Linked DNA regions of Mus musculus: regions 1 and 2 are each linked to region 3. Evidence: chromatin loops called from intact Hi-C (ENCODE). Cell type or tissue: heart. All regions are shown on one strand.

Region 1 (2,500 bases), 76 kb before region 3:
GCAGTGGTTCTCAATCTAGGCAATACTGCTTCCAAATCAGCATTACCTGTCACAGACCCCCATCTGTGACACTTCTAAGCATCTAGGCGGTCAGAACAGAAAAGCTCTGAGCACAGGCCCCAATGCCATTAGCATGAAAGCTGGGGTCACTCTACTCTATCGCCCATCAGGCTGGGAAGGGCAAGTATCTTTTTTGTTGGTATTCAAGTGCCTTACAGAATGCTTTCTTTATGGTACCAAAGCTATATCTGCTCTGGCTCCACCCTGCACTCATCCGTCTTCCTCAGGTGTCTCCTCCGACGCCTGGAGGAAGAGGGGAAGAGAAGCTGACAATCCTAAGGCATGCGAGCCAGTGGAGCTGCTTTCTGAGAGCCACCCGTCCCTGAGCGGGCTCTGCATGGTTGTGCCAGCATCTTGTGTCTCCATGTTGTTCTGAGCTTCCAGCCCTGGGCTGTGAGGCCAGTGGCTAAAGACATTACAAGGTATACAATGACATAATCGCTGAGCATGGTGGCCCTGTGTCCAGCATGGACGTCAAAGCTGCTCTCTGCTGCTCCTTCCCATCTCTGCCTTCTCTCTCTGAATGTTAAGCCTGTGGCTGTGGCATGATTGGCTGGATTACTTGAGGTTAGACACCCAAATGCCATTCTCTCTGGGTCTAAAGTGAGGCTCCATTCACAAGATCCCAGTGCTCAGGCACCCTTGGAATCAGCCCTGGGGTCATGAATGACAGAGGGCCATCACCAAGCACAGAGCCCATTTTGGCTGACCCAGCACCTGACACTGGGGGCCCAGATCAGGACTACGTCACTGCTTTAGGAATTAGTCAGGGCAAAGGATGTTGACCAGCACAACTGGAAGCTCCACACTTAATGGCCAGGCCAGGATGAAGGAAGGACAGGACTCTCTGCTGAGAGGCTCTGTGTGGGTGGCAGACCTACTTCCACAGGGTACAATTTGGTCCTCCTAACAACCAAGAGAAACGAAGTCACAATGTGAATGTGGTGCTGAGGCTCTGAGGGAAGAATCTATCCCCAGTACCATAGTGAGGAAGGAAGTAGCAGAGAAGGCCAAGGTCACCACAGGGGTCCTGTTCATCTTAAGGTCATCCCAGCATCTACCTAGAAGGATGAGAAAGAGAGAGCTGCCTAAAATAAGCAGATAACATCACCAGGTGTCACTAGAGAGACACTCAGTAGGAGCTTTGCTGGCAGCACCACATAGGGCCAATCCTAGAGCCAGCCTAGAACATCAAGACAGCACGCCCAGCTAGCAGCCAGCAGGGGGCCCAGAGGAGAGACAAAAAGGGGAGAGGAAGTGGGTGCGGGTGAGGAAAGCATCGACAGGAAATGCCCTTGGAACACGCCCTATGGCAGCAGCAGGCTGAGGCCTGGCCACCCCCACCCCCACCCCCACCCCACAGTTCTCTAGTCTCAGGTCTCCCCGGGATGCTGAAAACCTGTTTGCCTCTGCAGGACAAAATGGCACACCCCCTCCACCTAAGAGCCCCCTTTCGAGTCGCACTGGGACACCTCAGCTTGCTGAGGAAACAAAGACACGGTCTCAGAAGCTCTAGGAACATCTGTCTGAAACTCTTGAACAGGGGAACACAGCAGGGGCATAGCCAAAGGCAAGCCTCTAAGATGGATAAAGGCAGATGGGCAGTAGCTGTCTCCACACTCAAGTCCCCAGCACCCATGAGCCTGGGACTTCCATGGAGGACAAAGGCGGGGGGTGGGGGGTGGGGGGCGGAGGTAGGGAAAGTCAGATTCGACCTGCTGTGTCTTGGCCTGGATCTGCCATACAGCCATCTCCTTTCCCTCAGAGCTGGTCTCCCTTATTGACAGAAACAATGGCCTCTGCTCAGTCATCCTGGTAGGACTATAGGGAGAACTGGGAAGGAGGGGTCTGCTGAAAGGACACTAGGAGAGCCTGAGGCTGCACTCTCGCAGTGGCCACAAGCCTGAGAGATCTCTGCTTTGCTTTGTTGACTGGCACTCAGGTTCAGAGAGGTTTGGGACCGTGTCAAAGGCCCTAAGACTCAATCGAGAACTAGGCCCAGCTCACTTGCTCTGTGTGCTAGGGCTCCTCAGCCACTTACAGCCTGGGTGGGATTAGCAAGTGTGGGAAGTTGCCGGCCTGGGAAGAGAAAGCACCGCCCGGGCCTGAGGAATGTGCCTAGTCACTGGAAGCCAGGGGAAAGCCGTGACAAGTCACTCAGGCAGAGGAGACAGGATGGAACCAGGGGGAGAGATGAGTATGAGAGTGTGTTCTCGATTTGCAGAGTGGCAGAGAACCAGCTGGGAGAGCGCCAGGAAGAAGGCAGGCCTGGTTGCTGCCCAGGCACCATCTAGCTCACAGAGATCTTGAGAAAAGAGCCTCACCTCTCTGGGCCTCAGGTATACACTGACAAATGACACGCCTACCTCTTTGAGCCTGGAGGCTGATGGGCTCCAGTTGGGCCCTCCTGCACTTTCTTCCTACCTCATATCTATCCTAA
Region 2 (2,500 bases), 87 kb after region 3:
GCCCATGTGTCCCAGTGGAGAAACAGCTTCATGTTGCTACTTCAGGAAGGTGGAGAGAACCAGCTTTAAAATACCAGGGAAGGCGGGGCATGGCGGCACAGAGGCAGAGGCAGGAGGATCTCTGTCAGTTTGAGGCCAGCTCAGTCTACATAGAGAGTTCTAGAACAGCCAGTGAGTTTTAGGACAGCTACACAGTGAGATTCCCACCTTTAAAAATAATTGCAGCTTTATACCCCAGTGACTTTCAGGAACAAGGAGAGCCAACACTCTAAAAGGGTCCATTACTAATATGCTCAATGTTCATATGATATTAGGCACACTCAGCCCCCCATGTACTTTTCTTATTCCTCATGGAATCTGCAGTGAATTGGTTAAATGTGACTACGCATGAGGACCCTTCCCTAAGAGGTGTGCTCCAAGACCTGGCCATACAGAAATGCTCAGCGCCAAGGCCACTTTTTCTTTACTGTGAGTTTTGTAGGATATTAAGAAATACAAAACGGAACAAATGGCTGAAGCGATAGCCCAACCGTCACCGTTTGGTTCCCAGCAGCCACGCTGAGGAGCTCCTAAGGTGACTCTAGCTCCAGGGGCTCTGTCGCCCTCTTCTGGAACCATAAGCACCAGCACACACATTAATTACAAAGCAAAAGAGGAAGAACTTTTTATGTGCACACATACAGAACCTTTCTTTTTTGTTTGTTTGTTTTGTTTTGTTTTGTTTGTTTTTCGAGACAGGGTTTCTCCGTATAGCCCTGGCTGTCCTGGAACTCACTCTGTAGACCAGGCTGGCCTCGAACTCAGAAATCCACCTGCCTCTGCCTCCCGAGTGCTGAGATTAAAGGTGTGCGCCACCACGCCAGGCAGAATCTATCTTTTTTTTTTTTTTTTTTTTTTTTTTTTGCCAATTTAGCTTTTAAAGTGCTGCACTGGAAAGCAGGTCTAGGTTCCTGTGAGAGATAGTAGTGAAGTCCATGGGGCGAAAGGGACAAGAGATGGAAGAAGAGGGCTGGAGGGATGGCTCAGCAGTTGAGAGCACTCACTGGCTGCACTTTCAGAGGATCCGGGTTCGATTCCCACCACCTACCTGGTAGCCCACAATCATCTATGAATTCAGTCTCAGGGGATCAGACTCCTGATTCTGGCATCCCAAGGCACTGCACATATCCACTGCACTCACATGCAGGCAAAACACCCATAGCCATACAAAAAAACAGATCCTAAGAGGTGGGAGATGTCTTCATTCAGGCCAGAAAACTGTGTGATGCCATGGAAGGTGAAAGCCAAACTAGTTTTTTCTGTACATAGTGGCTCACATTTGTAATCCCAAGAAGCTGCGGCAGGAGAAACACTGTGTTCAAGGTCAGTCTGGGATACATGGCAAGATCATGTTTAAAAAATATAAACAAGGGCTTGAGAAATAATAGCTCAGCAGTTAAGACCGTATACATCTCAAAGATGGGAGTTTGATTCCCAGCTCTACAGCAGGTGACCCACAAACTCCTGAAACACCAAATCCAGGGGTACACTGCCATCTACTGGCCTCTAAGGGCACTGCATCCACATACACAAATCTACATTTAGAGACACACAATCAAAACAAACAAATAAATAAATTGAGCTGGGTGGTGATGGTGTATGCCTTTAATTTCAGCATTTGGAAGGTAGAGGCAGGCAGATCTCTGGGTTCAAGGCCAGCCTGGTCTACAGAGAGAGTTCCAGGAGAGCCCAAGCTATACAAGAAACCTTATCTGGAACAACAAAAATAAGGTAGGTGTTGGGTGTGGTGTTCTATGGACTAGGGAGGCAGAGACAGGAAGGTCTTTGTGAGCTCAAGGTCGGTCTCATCTCATTGCATAGTGAGTTCAAGACCAACATAGTAAAACTCTGTCCTAAAAAATAAAACCCAAAGAGCTAGAGAGATGGCTCAGCAGTTAAGAGCACTGACTGCTTTTCCAGAGGTCGTGAGTTCAATTCCCAGCAACCAGATGATGACTCACAACCATCTGTACTGGAATCAATCAGATGCCCTCTTCTGGTGTATCTGAAGACAGTGACAGAGTACTCACATAAGAGTACTCTTATGTAAGTCTTTTTTTTTTTTCCGGGTGTTTTTGAGACAGGGTTTCTCTGTGTATCCCTGGCTGTCCTGGAACTCACTCTGTAGATCAGGCTGGCCTCGAACTCAGAAATCCTCCTGCCTCTGCCTCTGCCTCCCAAGTGCTGAGATTAAAGGCATGCAGACCACTGCCAATGGTAAGTTGGCCTTGCTCCAGTAAATAACCCCACAGCCATACTCCTGCAGGCAGCCCCCATTAAGTGCAGTGGGAACAGAAGCAAAACAGTTTGAGTAGGAGAGGGATTTGCTGGGAAGAAGGTTTCAGTGGGGCGGGGGATGAGAGAAGGAAATGGGGAAAAATGATTGAAGAACATTTTATACATATGAAATTGTATGAGAATTAAAACATGTAAGTCTCCAATATTACCAAAGTTATCATGC
Region 3 (2,500 bases):
TATCTAAGCCTCTGGGTTTGTTTCCAAAGTTCACAATCCCAGCAAGCAATGAAGCTGCTGTTAATGGGGTCAGCTATTACTAAGCAGTCCCCAACCCTGGAGAATAATAAAGGTGATTCGAGTGTATAGAGAAAAAAAAATCTTCATAAAGTTGGGCAGGAAACAAACAGAAATTAATCAGAGAAGACTAAGTGCACAAGTTTTGGGAAAAGGTATTCACTGAACAAGTGTGAACACACTCCTCCAGGACAATGTTTATGAAGGAGAGCACTCAGCACTTCTGGCAGGACCCAAGTCCCTGGGCCATTCTGTCTCACACAGTGGAGGGCAGGGCAGCAGCTGGACGGAGAGAGAAGAGGAGGAACAGAGCCCAGCAGAGCTAAGCAGCGCTGAGCCCAGCTAGACCCAGCCATGTGCTTCGCGTTGGCAACAAACTGGCTCTTTTGAGAGAGGAGGAGTCTGACAAAAAGGACAGCTGCAGCAGTCCCGACAGAGAGGCAGTAACCTGGAGAGAGAGCCCTGAGATTGGGGCTATCCCCTAAGTCAAAGCAAAAAACAAACCACCTTTGGGGTTCGCAGAACTACTTAATCTATTAACACCCCCTCCCCTCATCTCAAGAGCAATTAAACAGGGTCTGTCCACATCTGGTTCCCATCTAAAACCAAAACTTGTACTATCAGCATATTACATAACAAATTATGCCTGCAGGTTTCTTTTATTACACATCAGAGAGGTGTGCACAGTGGTGGCGGTTGTGCTGACCTGAGTGTTTACTTCAGTGGGTTTTTTTTTTCCCCTCTTATGGGTACAAACAAGTTTTCCAGACTGTGCATGATTTAACCCTAGAAAGTCTCATGCCTGAATGACACTTCAGCTGGGACAGAGGACCCAGCCCTCAACCCTCAGTGCCAGCTGAAGAGGAGTGGCTGGGAAGGGTGTGCATTTTAAAGAGCTCTGCAGGCACCAGATTGCTCCACAGTGCCCCCTGCTGACAGCATTTAGACACAGCTCTCTCCTGGAGGAGGAGGAGAGCTAGCTTTGGCTGAGCTCCCATCATGGGTCAAGCACCAGCTCAAGGAACTCACTTAAAACAAACCAGCTACTATGGAACTACAGGATGGGGATGCTAGGGGGTACCAACTAACAAGGAGCAAAAGAAAGGTGAGGAGGGAGGGACAGAGGAAGAGAGGGTGGGAGAGAGGGGACGGTTAGGAGAGAGAGAAGGAAAGGGGGTGGGGGAGCAGGTGAGCACCCAGGAAGGGCTTCCTGTAAAATGTCAGTTGAGTGACTCCTCTATGAAGACCTTGAAGTATCTATCTAAAACTCTTTCCATAACATACCTACTACACTGGAAACAAAGGGAGAGAAGCTGATTAGAATCATTATCAACCAAAACAGTGAACTTATCCTGCCTTCAACAACCTTAGAGTCCAAGGTCTGCAGCCAGCCTTTCCAGAATGCTTGCTTTGATGTTAAAATGAACGCACATCACACTCTTGTGGTGTGTGCGGGGGGGGGGGGGGGGGGGGAGGGGTAGGGGGTGGGTAGGCGCAAGTCCTTGACCAGAGCTATTCTGAACTGGTCTCAAGAGCATCTTGTTCCCGATGTGGACACTTGGAAGAAAACCGCAGGCATTCCCCAAGCCTCTTAGATTTCTTGACTACCACAGGGTCCAGAAACTGGATCCGCACACCCCCTGAGTCTACAACTACAGTTACTAACCTTAATACTCAACCCTTCTTTCACTAAAGGGGGCCTATCACCTGGAACAAGTTTTCTGCTAATCTAGCGCACAGCAAAGGGGGAAGGGGAATCTACAGACCTTCAACTCACTGTCAGAACTGTAACTGAGATAAGTCCCTGCTAAGTGGAAAAATTAAAATGAAACCAAAACTTGGTGGCCCAGTCAAGATCGTGAGTTGCACGGGTGCGCAGACTCCATTCTTTCCCCAGAGCCTCAAATCAAGTCATATCGTTCAAAACGGGAGTCCAGGATTCAGCAAGGAGGGCTTCCCCCCTTCCAGGCGTGGGGACTGCTGGGAACACATATGCTAGCATGTCATTTGGAGGTCTGCTAATATGCTGAAGGAGCCCAAGACATTTTGCCTGGCTTCCTGGGCCAACAAACAATGTCATTCCAACTCTTGAAGCAGTCAACAGAAAACAGTCCCTTTCTCCACCGTCCAATAATTCAACAAACATTTGTTCCTGTTGAACCACCACCAGCCTAGCTCCATCTGTACCAACTCCTGCGAGACAAGTACCGAGGCGGCAGAGGCGGCAGCGGCAGCACAAATGGGGCCAGGACCTGAATGCAACCCACGACGGGGGCCACTTTCCCAACACCAGAGTCCCAATTTTACCGTATGGAAAACTCAAGAGTGTGGCCTATAGGAGGCAGAATCCCATTCACCAAATGCTGCAAAGAGCTTTTCTTTGTTCGCCATGGTACTAAGTACAGTACGTGTTAACGAACCCGGCGGTCAGGAGCATCAGGGG

Evidence for each region. Peaks named below come from ENCODE experiments on the same cell type or tissue, not always from the same donor. Only the 100,000 strongest peaks of a DNase experiment are listed, where the experiment ranks them.
Region 1: a loop joins it to region 3, with 6 times the contacts of the local background. A loop is called at or near these places in 21 of 42 quality-filtered maps.
Region 2: it touches region 3 in a loop (2.2-fold over the local background); 4 of 42 quality-filtered maps call a loop at or near these places.

What each region holds. Positions count from the first base shown.
Region 1 is chr7:132,734,073-132,736,572 of GRCm38, forward strand. All of the region lies in intron 4 of Fam53b (family with sequence similarity 53, member B), which reads right to left. Among named protein-coding and RNA genes, the nearest start is that of Fam53b, 79 kb to the right of the region's middle. In heart, a CTCF peak has its summit at 1,264 (motif pointing right); DNase peaks (open chromatin) are centred at 379, 1,309 and 2,189; H3K27ac peaks cover 2,163 bases.
Region 2 is chr7:132,896,902-132,899,401 of GRCm38, forward strand. All of the region lies in intron 1 of 1500002F19Rik (a long non-coding RNA gene), which reads right to left. It overlaps Gm46003 (a long non-coding RNA gene), which reads left to right. Exons shown (of 2, transcript XR_001778301.2): 1 at 1-49; 2 at 1,655-2,500. Among named protein-coding and RNA genes, the nearest start is that of Gm46003, 1.3 kb to the left of the region's middle. In heart, CTCF peaks have their summits at 618 (motif pointing left) and 1,540 (motif pointing left); no DNase peak of the experiment used is centred here; H3K27ac peaks cover 95 bases.
Region 3 is chr7:132,810,137-132,812,636 of GRCm38, forward strand. The region is part of intron 1 of Fam53b (family with sequence similarity 53, member B); the gene reads right to left. Among named protein-coding and RNA genes, the nearest start is that of Fam53b, 2.5 kb to the right of the region's middle. In heart, a CTCF peak has its summit at 990 (motif pointing left); DNase peaks (open chromatin) are centred at 395, 985, 1,995, 2,275 and 1 weaker place; H3K4me3 peaks cover 1,118 bases; H3K27ac peaks cover 1,434 bases.